Regions from separate parts of the Homo sapiens genome. Here region 1 is linked to region 2. Evidence: chromatin loops called from intact Hi-C (ENCODE). Cell type or tissue: Caco-2. All regions are shown on one strand. Links, peaks and the distances in the headings refer to the core of each region. The heading gives the core; the rest is flanking DNA.

Region 1 (8,140 bases), core at 1,745-6,744, 100 kb after region 2:
GCCAAAATTTTAATTCTTTTCTGGGTGGAGCAGTTGAGTGACTGATTTGAAAGTAGGAACATATTTGGAAGTCTGTCTTTCAAAAAAATGGACAAGAAAATAATCTTGTCATTTAAGTTTCCTATTTACCTCCCCTTCCAGAGTATCTGTTGCAGCCATTTCCTGAACACGGTTGGAATTGCATAGTACAAATGGAGTTAGGCTTGAGCTTCCTCATTGTCAGCTTAGGCTTTAGGCCTCACAAACCTTCTCCTCCCACAAGAGATCCCTTAAGTGTTTTGCTGCTCACATATGTTTTTTTAATTTACATAATTTTATTGCTACATTTTTGTTCTGCTCATCTTTATGGTTGTATGTTTAATGTCCAACCAAACCAATCAAACAAAAACAAACAAAACATAATTTAAAAAATACAAAATAAATAATAATAATAAGCAATAACACAATCAGAAGGGAGACAAATATGTGTGTGCTGTACTCTGCCTTTTCACATGCAATTTTTATCTTTGAAATTTAGCAGTTTTTACAGAATATGTCTCAATAATTAATCGCCATTTTGTTAATTTTTCCTGGTAAAAGTTAATCCTGAGATTCAGGCTGTTGAGTTCAAGTAAATTTCTCCTTTTATATCATTAGAGATTACCTCTGTTTCATCAGTATTGTCCTATTTTTCTCAGGGTGATGGAGATGTAGCTTAGATATTGAGTCTTCATTAGTATGTTAAATTTTTTGAGAGGAAAAATATGTATCATTATTTAGTTATTGCCAGTGTGTCCTAATCAATTGTTCTTTGCAGAATTCACTATAAGATGTTGAAATGTTTAATAATCCTCAGAGTGAGGTAACTATGCTGAAAATTTCTTTAATCCTAGTGTAAAACATTGGGCTATGGCAATAACTTCATGAAGCATGATACTTGTGATAGCGGCAGGAGGCAGAAAAATTCCTCAGCAGAGAGGGGCGGGTCCCTGGTGAAACCCACCTTCAGACTGGAGAGAGCTGAAAGTCTGAAATCTGGGCTGCCAGTTCCTGGTGGAGTACACTGCCTGGAGTGAGAACTTCTTTGATGCAGTTTGGCCAATCTAATGATACTTTTTCCAGATCCGTCCATGGACCAATAAGCAAGCACTTGCTCCCACCCTGGACCAGTCAGCACACAGTTCTTCCATTCTAAGCCTATAAAAACCCCAGACTCAGCTGGACTCAGAGACACTTTTGAACTACCTGCCTGCAGATAAGAGCTACCCACTTCAGGTCTACTCTCTGCTGAGAGCTGTTGTGTGACTCTATAAAGCTTTTCTCTGCTTTGGTCACCCTCCAGTTGTCTGCATTATTGCATTGTTCTTGGACTCCAGACAGGAACTCAGGACCTGCTGAATTGCAGGCACAAAAAGGGCTGTAACATGTTCCTGGCCAGCTCACTGAGCTGCAAGCAGTGACACGCTCTTGTTCATCAGACCGTGGGAGTAAACAGCACAACCCTTCTGGGACCTCAGATTTCAGTATTCCCCAAGCCAGAGCCGTAACTCTGTAGCCTTCTCACCCTCTGCTGGCATTGGGCAGCTGCCTCTTGGGATGGGAAGCAGTGGCAGGGCTGGGCCTGCCCAGGAGCTGCAGACCAGAGTGGCTGACCAAGCTGTAATACAAATGGGCTGAAACAGGCACCGTCCCATGTTTGCTGTGCCATGGGCAGCTGGACTGAGAGAGTGGTAACTCATCCTCCACCCCTTGGGGCCCTGTGGTGGCTGGCATCTCTAAGTTTTCAGATGCCACCTTGTTCCCCTTGTTCAGATGCTGGCGCCTGCAGCAGAAGCTGTTGTGGTACGCCCAGTCCAGCTGCAGCCTTCCATGCAGCTGGCACCTGAGCCAGCACCTGGAGCTACCCGTTCTGCCACAGCAGCCAGCGCACCTGGCTGTGAGCAGTGGCTGGACCCTGTGCTCACTTGCTTACACATCCCTCACTACTCCGCACCTGGCTCACCCTCAGTGGACGTGGGATCTAAGCCAATAGCGTGAAGCAAGCACAGCCTGTCGGATGAGTGTTTGGAAACAAGCCCAGTGGGTGCAAGTGAAATTCAGCCAGAGGTGCTGCTGGCCACAGAGTTTGCCGCTGGTGAAGCAACAGCCAAAGCATCCAGTGACACTTGCATACATTTTGGATAAAGTATTCAAAACTATGTAGGAACTCCAGTTTAGGGGAGTAATTATTTAATAATTTAATAAGTGATATTTGGCTGAGTATTTTTAAGGATAGAAGAGTAAGTTACCATCATTTTGGCCTAAGAACAAATGAGACTTCTATTTGTTAAAATATGGATCAAGGGATCTTAGGAGGATTATTTGCTTGTTTATAAGCTGATTGTTCACATATCTTTTCTTACCTGCCTTCAATGTCTCGTCAGTGTTTGATTTGAATTTTGCTACATTAAACTAGCCTAGATAACATTTTCCTGTTTATATTAAAGTTCTCCTGGTATAGACAAATTTGATTGATTGATAAATATAGATAAATCTCATGTCTAGAGAGAGAGAGACAAGAGAGAAGGTTTACTTTAAGGGCCAAATAAACCACCTTTGACTCATGCAATTGAGGGGGCATGCAAGTTAGAATCAGGCCAGTAAACTAGAAATTCTGCCAAGAGTTAATATTGCAGTCTCCAGTCTGAACCCTGGAAACTTAGGCAGAATTTCTATTTTTGACTCAACAGAGAATTCCTTTCTTAACAGGGACCTAGATTTGTTTTTAAGGCTTTCCGTTGTTTGGATGAGGACCACCACATTGTGGAAGTAATCTGCTTTACTCAACATCTACCAATTTAAATGTTAATTACTTCAAAAAATACTTTCCCCACAACATCTAGCTGGGTATTTTACAAAACAATTTGGCACCACAGCCTAGGCAAGTTGACACCTAAAATTAACCATCACATTGTTTCAGTTGAGAAATCAATAAGTACTTTCAAACAGAAAAATGAAAATAAATGCACAGTCATGCATTGCTTAATGATGAGAAATGTGTTGTTAAGCAATTTTGTCATTAGGCAAATATAGATTTTACTTACACAAACCTAGATGGTATAGCCTATGACACACTTAGGCTATATCTTACAGCCTTTTGTTCCTAGGCTACCAAACTGTACAGTAAGTTACTCAACTGTATACTGTAGGCAACTGTAACACAATGGCAAGTATTGGTATATCTAAACATAGAGAAGGCATAGTGAAAATAGAGAATATGGCAGGCGTAGTGGTGTGTGCCTATAATCCCAGCCACTCTGGAGGTTGAGGTGGGAGTATTTCTTGAGCCCAGGAATTTGAAACAATCCTGGGAAGCAGCAAGACACTATCTCAAATAAAAAATAAAATAATTTAAAAATACAGTATAAAATAAAAAAAAATGGTACACCTTTATAAAGACTTACCAAGAATGGAGCTTGCAGGCCTGGAAGTTCCACTGGGTGAGTCACTGGGTGAGTGGTGAGTGAATGTGAAGGCCTGAGACATTTCTCTACACTACTCTAGACTTTATAAACATTGTATAATTAGGCTACATTAAATTCTTTTTAGAAATTTTCTTTCTTGAATAAATTAATCTGAGCTTACTGTAACTTTTTTATTTTATAAACTTTTTAATTCCTTTCAATTCTTTAACTCTTGTGTAACCACACTTAGCTTAAAACACAAACACGTTGTACAGCTGTATAAACATATTTTCTTTCTTTATATCCCTATTCCATAAGCTTTTCCTGTTTTTAACATTTTTAACATTTTCAACTTTTTGTTAAAAACTAAGACACAAACACACACATTAGCCTAGGCCCATGCAGTACCACAATTATCAATATCGCTGTCTTTCACATCCGTATCTTGTGTCACTGGAAGGTCTTCAGGGGGCGTAACACAAATGGAGCTGTTGCAAGTACCTCTTCTACAGTTACTTTTTTTTTAAAATAAGTAGAAGGAATACACTCTAATATAATGATAAAAAGTACAGTATAAAAATATATAAACCAGTAACATGACCATTTATTATCGTTATCCAGTAATGTACTGAAGTTAACTATATACTTTCTTTTCTAAACTGGCAGTGCAGTAGGTTTGTTTACACCAGCAACGCCACAAACTCGAGTCATGCCTTACACTAAAATGTTACAATGTCTACAGTGTAACTAGGCCATAGGAATTTTTCAGCACAATTATTATCTTATGGGACCACTGCCATGTATGTGCTCAGTAGTGCACCAAAATGTCATTATGCTCTAGTCTTTCATGCACATATTTTTCTGTAGAAAGTAGTTGAAGAGATTAAGCATATCAAAAATTGATCCCTTAAATTAATATTCAGTTGTGAAAAGCTAGTCCAACATATTTTAATACTGCCTTAGAATTAATTAAAAAAAATCTATCAGAATGCCAAATTGTTTTCAAACATTTTACCAGATAAGTTAAATTTACATTATTAATTAAGTTCTCAGATATGATTTGTTTAGATGGGGACTAATATTTATTCCTGTAACTTTTGTTTTGTTATCAAAGGTTCTGGAATAATGTGTTTGATTCTATTTTTCTCACATTCAAAGCCCCATATTATATGGAGAACGAGTCTCTCTATTTTTTCTTTTTTTTCTTTTTAACTGATAGGCCTAGGGAAAAGCCTTTTTAAGTTACCCAGTTTTTTAAAATGGCTTTGATCCTTGCTTATCTTCTCTTTGCTTAGTTGTTTTATAATATGTCATCATGTGTGAACTTTGTCCAATATTTAATTTTGTATCATCGGCAGCTACTCATAAATTATAAACCCAATTATCATTGCTGTCAGTGGTGGCTGATTTACCTTACGATAACAAAAACAATAATAAAATAAAATAAAAAATTTAACATACAATTTGGAGAATATTTATAGAATACTAACTGAAATCAACTTTGCAATTACTGTTTGCCTTTATTCTCTTAGACTGACTTATATATTTATGACTAATTTTCACCAAATTTTATTTCTTAGAAAATGTTTTAATCCTACTAAAAATGTAATCCAGTATACTTTAAGAAAATCTATGCCAAATGTTCTGTGAGATTAGCCAATCTTGTCATAGATACTTGTCAATGTTTTGTACACCAGAGTGAAATTTACTTCCTGACCCTAGCTATTCCTTAGGTAATACACAAAAACAACTGAATTGACAATCATAGTCACCTAAGATAATGGAAAAACAGTTGTTTGTCAAGTACTTTTTTAATGAATCTTGTATGACTAAGTAGCTTTATATTTGAAAGTTTTGCAAGTAAATTATTTTTATGTTGATGTATTTCTTTCTATTTGTATTTTGTAAATGCACAGTAGGTTCCAATTTATGTTGTCCTGGGTATTTTTTTTTCTAGTTTTGCGCAGAAACAAATAGAAATATAAAATTTAATTAATTATATGTATTTAAAAATAAAATATAATATTTTATTTCATTTTGTTTGCAACCCTCATCCAATAAAATGTAAATCATGATTTTAAACCTTTGGGCTGTAATAAACTTGTTGCCTTAATAGCCCTAGTCCTTTGCCTCTCCTGAATGTATACACTTTAAAATGGGACTTTGCAGTTCCTGTTATGAAGCACATAACATAATTACACACATCTTAATTCTGAGTTCAGCTATGTGACTTGCTTTTGCCTTTGATATCCTAGCATTTGTAGTATAAGAAAAAGCTAAAAAAGGACTGGTGCACTTTTGCCTTCAATGTGGAAACACAGCCAGGCTGGCCCACCAGAGAGAGGTGAGAGAAAAATGAAGTAGAGACAAGTTGTTCCAGGCAATAATCAGCTCACTTCTAGAGACATAATACCCCAGACAGCAGTCAGGTAATACCCAGACATGACGGAGAATCCATGTGAAACTCAGAAATTGCCCAGCTGAATTTTTCAGTCACAGACTCAAGACAAAACAAATTCTTATTGTTTTAAGCCATTGTGTTTTGGAATGGTTTGTTATGCTGCATTAATATGGCAGAGTGAATGATGGAGAAGCAAAGAATTGTATATATTTTTTTATTTCTCAGTTAATAACAATTGCTCTGTGTATTAGTCTGTTTTCATACTGCTATAAAGAACTGCCCAAGACTGGGTAATTTATAAAGGAAAGACATTTAACTTACAGTCCTCCAGGGCTCAGGAAACTTACAATCATGGCGAAAGGCAAAGGGAAAGCAAGGCATCTTATCACAAGATGGCAGGAAGAAGAAGTGCTGAACAGAGGGAGCAGAGTCCCTTATAAAACCATCAGATTTCATGAGAACTAACTCACTATCATGAGAACAACATGGAGAAGCTACAACTATGATTCAATTACCTCCTGCTGGTCTCTTCCTTGACACTTGGGGATTCTGGAGATTACAATTCAAGATGAGTTTTGGGGGGTAGTCAAAGGCTAACCATATGACTCTGTGTAACTTCTCTCACTTTTTTAAAGTATGTATATATTTGAGGATATATATGTTTATTTATTTTAAACAGTCCAATTCTTCTCACCCAAAGAAATGCAAATGTGTGTGTGTGTATATATATATATAATACATTATATATTATATATATATTATATATATATAACTCTTTGTTTTAATTACCACTATCTTTTCCAAATCTATTAGTTTCATTTTAAGTATATGTTGATTGTTGACTTTAAGTGTCACATAGAATCCCACAGTGCCAGTCATTTTCTATTTATCCATTGTTCTAGAAGTGGAAACTATGTGTTCTCCATATTTCTACAAACACAAAAGCAGCATAATGAAAATCTCCATGTATAGCCTTGTGGGAAAATGTATGTATCCAATTATCATTGCATAAATTTACTTTCTAAGAAGATCATTCCAGTTATATAATTTATCATTTTGTAATGTTTTTAATATGATGTTTTTTTCTCCCAGCTTTGTCAAGATTTAGGTAGTCTCTTAAACTAGAAAAGTGGTTTAATTTGTCTATTTGTTTAATGTAGAGACGTATGGCATGTATCACCTTCACCCTCTTTCACATAAATCCTAAATAATAACAAAACTATTTTAAATTATAATAAGGAAGATTTTGGTTGCCAGTCTTAGAAATTACTATCTTAAAACATACACCAAGATAATCATTTGGAGTTATCATATGTGGGGGTCTTCTCAAAAATTGAATTGCAATTATTTGTTTCAGAAAATTTGAATACATATGAGTATGAAAATAAAAGTTGGAGCAAATGGTCACTTGCTTGTTCGATCCAGCACTAGCATTCAGTGAAAATGAAACAACCTCAGAAGGGGAAATAACATCATGCCATATTTTTAAAAGAACAAATACATAAAACAGAAGTGGAAAATATTAAAATAGAAAAGACAAATCTGTGTAATCAAGCAAATAAAATCATCATAACTTTTCAGAAAACAGTCACAAAGAAAAATATATATTATACCTCTAATCTAGAGATGATTCAATATTTTGATATATAAGCTTTAAAATATATTCTTCTGCATAAGTCTTTTAGAAAAAATATTTAGATAAAATTTATAGTTAACAAAAAATGTTGAAAGATTATTCTCTTTGTTCAATGTTTCCCAACAAGGAAGCTATTGGTATTTTGGGTGGGACCATTCAATTCTTTGACTAGTCTTTCAGTCAATATACAGGATAATTTCCACCTTGGGTCCCCACAGCCAAATGCTTTAAAAAGGTAAGAACACCTTAGAATTCAGAATGTGTTCTATTTTGTCATTTTCCAGCTTACAAATAAACACCTCAGTGTGGCTCAGTAAATCTAATAGTGCATCAGTTCACAGTGTATAGCGATCACTAGCAATGGGGTTTGGCATCCTCTCACTGTGTAGGGCTCAGGAAGTTCTTGAGATGCCATCTTTGTTGTCTTTGTGCATTCAACTCTCATTGCGTGATTATAAATGGTATTGTCTGATGAATTGAGAAGCTTCATTAGATTAAAGAAAGTACAGAATGTAAACTTTTTTTGTGAAAGACTAAGTTCCCTAGAGTTACAGGAAAGATAAGCAGAAAGAAAATACAAAGTAAGGATTCATAAATCACATTCTAGACTTTAATTTTTTATTAATTTTCATGGTTTTCTGAATTCCTAAGTTGTCTCAACCATTATAGACTATTATTCTC
Region 2 (8,140 bases), core at 1,532-6,531:
ATGATTTTAAACCTGCAATCATTAAATATTAACACTTGACAGACCACATATTTGACAGCGATCTTATAAAACTTTTATCATATTGTAACTTTTCTATGTTCATATACACAAGAACTATTGTATTAGAGTTGCTTACAGTACTCAGAATAGTAACATTCTCTGCAGGTTTGTAGCCTAGGAGCAATAGGTTTTACCTTATAGCCTAGGTGTTTAGTAGACTGTACATTTTAGGTTTATGTAAGTATACTTTATGATAGTTGTGCAATGACAAAGTTGCTTACCAACATATCTTTGTCAATAAGAGGCATGACTATCTAGTTTCCAAATATAGTCTTGAGCACTTAAACTGCCCTTTATTAACTCAGCTGGATCCCTGTTTCCTACTCTTTCAAAAATCCCATTTTCTAGTGTTCCTCTATTCTTTGTGCGTGTGTATGCACAAACACATGCATTTTTCATCACTTCTACGTTAAAGAGAGAATAGTTTACCTTACTTCTATTCTATATCTATAAAAAAGAGAGGGAAAATTCTACTTTAAGCATTTGCATGAATGCCTTAGTATATGAGGAATGTGTATGTCTGTGGACCATTTGAAAATGAAATAGAAAACTGTTCGAATTTAAAAATCTTGTAGCTTGTTTCTTCTAAAATTTTACCTTTATACTATCAGATTTGTGTACTTCACTAAAAATTGCTGAATAAAAAGAATATGGTATTTTATTCTCATATGTTTGCCCTACTTTCTTTTCTCCACCATTTTCTTTAAGGTAGGGAATTATTAAGCAATAAGTTTAAAATTTGAAATTACAGTTACATTTTAATGCATCATTTGGTCTTCATCAGTAAAAGTTGGTTTCTTTTTTCTGTAGGACTGTGAATGACAAATGATTAACCAAATAGTTTTTTAAATGCAGACTGTCCCATGATACACATATTAATTAAATGAATAATAATAAAAAAGTAAAAAAATTCATTTTGGGTAAATAATATTGTTAATATACAAATGAGCCCATAGGTCTGAGTAAATGTGATATATGTATGTTATTAATAGTAAAGAACATTTATCCTGATATGGTATGTGATCAGTACCTCAATATATTAAGCACGTAAGTGTATATATATAATCAGGTATTTATATTATATACAAGTTTCAATAATGTCTTCATATGAGCAATTTTATGAGGTCATCATTAAAATTCTGGATATACATATATTCTTAAAAAAATAGAAAATCCAAGAAGTGAATCAAAATTGCTTTATGAGAAAGCTATAAAATTAGCTGTGTATTTGGATAGCTGCCTTATTCTCCTTGAATAGCAAAGAGAACTTGCTCTCCTAGAGTAAATATTTTTAAATGTTCTATATTGTACTAATTTACAAATGAAAAGTAAACTAAAATGTCAGAAATGTTTTCAAGTTTGTGAGTATGATTATATATTATTTTGTAAAATTGAAATAAATAAAGGGACTTTCAAAGCTTGGTTTTATCATTCAGATTTGAGTTTCTGTGTAACATTTTCTGAGGAAAAGAAAATAAATATTTATAGTCTATAAAAATATGTCTACAATGCTTATGAAATATTTATAATAAATGTAATTTATAATCTGAATTCCTTTTATCATTAGTATATAAAGATGAAAAAAATATCAACTCAGTGGGTTGGAAATATTGATAAAATATAAAGTCTGTCTTCATTTACCACAGGCTTCTCTTTTCCAACCTTTCTTTGACAAGATATGTCACCTTGACAAGCCAGTTACCATAAATGACTTACAACTCCCTGAACCCTGTATTTAATATAGTCAGGACCCCACACTTCAAATTGTCATACACCATTATTATGTTTCAGGATGTCAGTCTGTTATCTGAAGGATAGTTCCTCCCCATGTGTAAATTCTTCTGGTATTTGTCTTTTGGTGTCAGCATCAAAAGATGTGATCTTTGATCACTAATCTAATACTTTATGGAGCTGTAAACAGACAATAAAGCAAGAATTTTGTTATGATTGATAGATTGTTTTGTGAATTTGGGATTAAGGCAATGACTTCAGTGATTGCTCATGTCTTACATCATTTAGGTTCAAACAGAAACTTTCATGCTTGCAGAATGTAAACAAAAACACTTTAAAAAATCTTTTTATGTCATGCAGTTTTTAAATGTAATTGTTAATGCAGTTATTCTCCAAATGCAGATTAAAATTTGAGTCTTTTTTACATCTGTGTGTGATAAACAGTACAATTTCAAATGATACACATATATAAAGAATGGTCAGGACGGTATGAATGAAGATGGCAGAATAGAAGGCTCCATCAATTATCCCCACAAGGATAACAGTTTAACAACTATCTTCAGACAAAAAGCACATTTATAAGAATCAAAAATCAGATGAGCCCTCATGGCACCTGGTTGTAATTTCATATAGCTGAAAGAGGGCACTGAAGAGGTAGGAAAAACAGTCTTGAATGGCAAATGCCACCCCTCTTATATTCCCCAGCAGCAGCTGAGTGGTGCAGGGAGTGTTCCTGTGCTCTGGGGAGAGTGAGGGAACAGCAACTGTGAGGCACTACCTCAGTGCTGCCCTGTTATAGCAGAAAGAAAAACTGGAACAAATTCAGCTGATGCCTGCCCACAGAGGTAACATTTAAAACAGGCTTAGCCAGAGGGAAATCCTCAATCCCAGCAGTCAGACTTGAGTTCCTGCAAGCCTTGCTATTGTGGGCTAAAGAGCTCTGAGGAACCAAATAAACTTGAAAGACAACTAGGACAAAAAGACTGCAAATCCTAGAATCCTGGTGCTGAACTGGGCCCTGAGTCAGGGGAATGGGGGAAAATGTGATTTGCTAGAACACCATCCTTGGCAGCTAAAGCAGTGCTGGCATCACTCCTTCCCTAACCCCAGACTGCACAGCTCAGCACTCCAAAAGAGTTTCCTTCCTTCCATTTGAGGACAGGAGAAAGAAGAGTGGGGAGGACTTTGTCTTACATCTTGTATACTAGCTCACCTATAACAGAATAGGGTACTGGTCAGAGTAGGTAGACCCTCTTTTCAGGCCCTTTCTCTGGGATAACATTTATAGACACATTGTGGACCAGAAGAGAACCTTCTGCTTTAAAGGAAAGAACCCAGTCCTGACAACCTTCATCACCTACTAACTAAAAAAACCCTACCCTGGAGAAACTAGCAGTGACACCCATGTACTATGTTGAAGGCCTTAGGTCAGACTCAGACTTATTGGCTTCAGGTGAGAATCAGCACATTTTTTGCTGTGGTAGTTATGTGGAGAGATTCATTCTGCTTTAGAAAAGTGGGAGGAAAAGTAAAAGGGACTTTGCCTTACACTTTAGGTACCAAGTTGGCCACAGTGGGGTAGAGAACCAAGTAAGTTCTTGGGGTCATTGATTCCAGGAATTGACTCTTGAATGGCATTTCTGGACCTGCCCTGAGTCAGAGGGGAGTTCGCTGTCCTGAAGGGAGAGTCCCAGGCCAGTCAGCTTTCACCACAGGTTGACTGAAGTGTCCCTGGGATTAAAGGGAACATCAGTGATAGTCTGGCAGTACTTCCCATGGGTCTGTGGTGATGGTTGCCACAGGGTGGGTCTCCTCTGCCTTTGTAAAGAGGAAGAAAAAGTGAAAAGGACTGCATCTTGTGGTTTGAGTACCAGCTGAGCTGCAGTACATTAGAACACCAGGTAGACTTCTAAGGTTTTTAACTAATCCCTGGTCCCCTGATGGCAGCTCTTGACCCACTCAGGGCCTGAGAGAGCTCATTGCCCCAAAAGGAAGAACAAAGGTCTGGCTGGCTTTATCACCTAATTAATGAGTATAGAACTCTAGGGCCTTGAGCAAACACAGGTGAAAGCCAGGGAGTGGTTACAGCAGGTATTTGGTGAGACCCACTGCTGTGCTAACATCATGGTAAACCCAGGGCAGTCATAGCGATGTTGGCCACTGGAATGCTCCAGATGGCTCAGAGCAGAGAGAGAGAGATTCTCTATTGATTTGGAACAAAGTAAGGGAAGAGAACAAGAGACTCCGCCTGGTGATCCAGATCTTGTTCAAAACCTTCAAGGCAGTACCCCAAGTTTGCAAGAAGCCTTCCCAAGAAGACAGGTACAAATAAGCCCAGACTCTGAAGTCCACAACAAATATCTAACTTTTCAATGCCCAGACACAGAAAAATGTCCACAATAGCAAGATCATTTAGGAATACATGAACTCACTAAATGAAATCAATAAGGCAAGAGGGACCAATTCTGTAGAAAAAGAGATATGTGATCTTTTCGACACAGAATTCAAAATAGCTGTGTTGAGGAAACTAAAATAAATTCAACATAATAAAGAGAAAGAATTCAGTATTCTACCAGATAAATTTAACAAAGAGATTTAAGTAATTAAAAAGAATCAAGCCGAAATTTTGGAACTGAAAAATGCAATTGACATCTTGAGGAATGAAGCAGAGTCCTTTAATAGCAGAATTGATAAAGCAGAAGAAAGGATTAGTGAGCTTGAAGACAGGCTATTTGAACATGCAGTTAGAGGAGACAAAAGAAAAAGAATAAAAAATAGTCCAGGCACAGTGGCTCAAGCCTGTAATCCCAGCACTTTGGGAGGCTAAGGCAGGTGGATCACTAAGTCAGGAGATCGAGACCATCCTGGCTAACACGGTGAAACCCTCTCTCTACTAAAAATACAAAAAAATTAGCTGGCCATGGTGGGGGGCACCTGTAGTCCCAGCTATTCAGGAGGCTGAGGCAGGAGAATAGCGTGAACCCGGGGTACGGAGCTTGCAGTGAGCCAAGATCACACCACTGCACTCCAGCCTGGGCAACAGAGCAAGACTCTGTCTCAAAAAAAAAAAAAAATGAAACTTATCTATAGGATCTAGAAAATAGATTCAAATGGCAAATCTAAGAGTCATTGGCCTTGAAGAGGAGACAGAGAAAAAGACAGGGGTAGAAAGTTTACTCAAAGGGTAATAACAGACAACTTGCCAAACCTAGAGAAAAATATCAATATCCTAATAAAAAAGGTTATAGAACACCAAGCAGATTTAATCCAAAGACTACCTCAAGGCTTTTAATAATCAAATTCCCAAAGGTCAAGGATAAAGAAAGGACCCTAAAAGCAGCAGGAGAAAAGAAACAAATAATATAAAATAGAGCTCCAATACATCTTTCAGCAGACTTTTTAGTGAAAATCTTACAGGCCAGGATAGAGTGGCATGATGTATTACAGTGCTAAAGGAAATAAGCTTTTACCCTAGAATGGAATATCTGAGAAAAATATCCTTCAACCACAAAGGAAAATGAAGATTTTCCAAGACAAATGAAAGCTGAGGAATTTCATCCACACCACAGCTGTCCAATTAGAAATGCTAAGGATAGTACTTCAGTCAGAAATAAAAGGATGTCAAAGAGCAAGAAGATGTAATCTGAAGGTAGAAAACTCACTGGTAATAGCAAGTAGACAGAATAACAGAAAATGTTACAATACTGTAACTATTGTGTTTAATTACTATTATCTTAAGAAGAAATTCTAAACAATAAGCAAATTTAAAAAACTTTTAAAGACATAGCAATTAAGATATAAATAGAGGGAGCAAACATTTAACAAGTGGGAAAATGAAGTTAAGGTGTAGAGCTTTTATTTATTTTTTTGGCTGGTTGTTTGTGCAAACAGTGCTTTATCAGCTTAAAGTCATAGTTTACAGGATAGAATTTTCAAGCCTCATAGAAAGTTCCAGCAAAACACATACAAGGAGACACAAAAAGCATATAAAAAGAAACTACATTGTATCACCAGAGAAAATAACTGTCCCTAAAATGAAGGCAAGAAAGGAAAGGAAAGAAAGGAAGGAAGGAAGGAAGGAAGGAAAGAAGGAAGGAAGGAAGGAAGGAAGGAAGGAAGGAAGGAAGGAAGGAAGGAAGGAAGGAAGGGAAAGAAAAGAGAAAGAAAGAAAGAGACAGAGAGAGAAAAAAAAAAATAAAGGCAGGCTGGCCAAAAACCAAGCAGAAAAAAATAACAAAATGGCAAAAGTAAGTCCTTATTTATCAATAATAACATTGAATATAAATGAACTAAACACTTCAATAAAAATACATAGACTTGCTGTCTAGATAAGAAAAATAACATCCAAGGTTCTGTGGTTAAGAAACAGTCTTCCCATGTAAAGACATATATAGACTGAAAATAAAGGGATAGACAAAGGTGTTTCATGCCAGTTGAAATTAAAACAGAACAGGAGTCACCATACTTATATTAGACAAAATAGATTTTAAGATAAAAGCTATAAGAAAAAACAGAAAAGGCCACTATATGATGCAAAAGGAGTCAATTCTGCAAGAGAATATAATAATGTTTAATATATATTCAACCAACATGTGAGCATCCAGATATATAAAGCAAATATTGTTAGAGCTAAAGAGAGTGATTGACCCTAATACAACAACACCTAGAGACTTTAACATCCCATTTTCAGTATTGAACAGACCTTCCAGGCAGAAAATCAACAAACATTGGACTTAATCTGCACTATCAATCAAAGGAACCTAATAGATATTTACAGAACATTTCACCCAATGGCCGCACAATACACATTCTTGTCCTCAGCCCATGGATCATTCTCAAGAATAGACCATATGTTATGTCACAAAACAAACCTTAAAACAATAAAAAAAAACAAGATAATAAGCATCTTCTCTGAACAGAATGGAATAAGACTAGTAATCAACAAGAGGAATTTTTTAAAATATACAAACACATGGAAAATAAACAATTTGCTCTAAAATAGCCAGCAGGTCAATAAAGAAATTAATCAGAAAATTGAAAAATTTCTTGAAACCCAGGGTAAAGGAAACACAGCATATCAAAACCTATGAAACACAGCAAAAGCAGCACTAAAAGGAAAGTTTATAGTGATAAAAAAATTAAAACTACATAAAAATAGAAGAAAACCTTTGAATCAACAACTTAACCACGCATCTTGAAGAACTAGACAAGCAAGAGCAAAGGCAACCTACAATTAGTAGAATACAACAAAAATAAAGAACAGAGGAACAGAAATAAATGAAATTGAAATGAAGAAAACAATACAAAATATCAATATAACAGAAAGTTGTTTTTTTGCAAAGTTGAACAAAGTTGACAAACCTTTAGCCAAACTAAGGAAAATAGAAAGAAGATCAAGATAAAAAAATCTAGAGACAAAAATGAGACAGTACAACAGATACTGCAGAAACTCAAAGGATTATTAGTGAATACCTTGAGTAACTACATGCCAGATAAATGGAAAATCTAGAAGTGGACAAATTCCTAGACACATACAGCCTACAAAAACTGAAGAAGGGAGAAATTCAAAACCTGAACAAACCAATAACAAGTAGCAATATTGAAGCCATAATAAAAATTCTCCCAGTAAAGAAATGCCTGGAACATGAACAGTTTTACTACTGAATACGACCAATTAAAGAAGAACTAATAACAAGCCTAGTTATACTTTTCTAAAAAATCAAGGAGGAGGGAATACTTTCAAATTCATTACTCAAAGTAAGAATTACTCTGAAACCAAAACTAGACAAAGGCACATTAAAAAAAAAGAAAGAAAGAAGAAGAAAACTACAGGCCAGTATCCCTGATGAATATTGATGCAATTATCCACACCAAAATATTAGCAAATAAAATTCAACAATACATCAAAACTACCATTTGTCATAAACAAGTGAAACTTTTCTCTGCAATGCAAGATGGTTTAAAATATACAAATGAATCAATTTGATACATTATGCCAACAGAATGAGAAACAAAAACTATATGATCATTTCAATTGATGCTGAAAATGCTTTTAGAAAAATTTAACATCTCTTTATGATAAAATCCCTCAAAAATCGGGGTATTGAAGGAACATACCTCAACATAATAAAAGTCACATACTAAATACCCACAACTGGTATCATACGTAACAGAACAAAACTGAAACACATTCCTCAAAGATATGTAACACAAAAAAAGATACCTACTTTCACCGCTGTTGTTAAACATAGTACTGGAAGTCCTAGCTAGAGAAATGAGAGAAGTTAAAGAAATAAAGGGCATCTAATTTATAAAGGAAGACAAATTATCCTTTTTTGCAGATAATGTT

What was found. A loop is a pair of places that touch in the nucleus more often than their neighbours do. Peaks named below come from ENCODE experiments on the same cell type or tissue, not always from the same donor. Only the 100,000 strongest peaks of a DNase experiment are listed, where the experiment ranks them.
Region 1: a loop joins it to region 2, with 7 times the contacts of the local background. A loop is called at or near these places in 1 of 110 quality-filtered maps.

The regions. Positions count from the first base shown.
Region 1 is chr3:166,443,030-166,451,169 of GRCh38, forward strand. No RefSeq gene overlaps it. Among named protein-coding and RNA genes, the nearest start is that of BCHE, 610 kb to the left of the region's middle. RefSeq lists enhancers at 1,275-1,775, 1,776-2,276 and a silencer at 6,179-6,379. In Caco-2, for the core only: no CTCF peak of the experiment used is centred there; no DNase peak of the experiment used is centred there.
Region 2 is chr3:166,339,013-166,347,152 of GRCh38, forward strand. No RefSeq gene overlaps it. Among named protein-coding and RNA genes, the nearest start is that of BCHE, 510 kb to the left of the region's middle. In Caco-2, for the core only: no CTCF peak of the experiment used is centred there; a DNase peak (open chromatin) is centred at 3,859.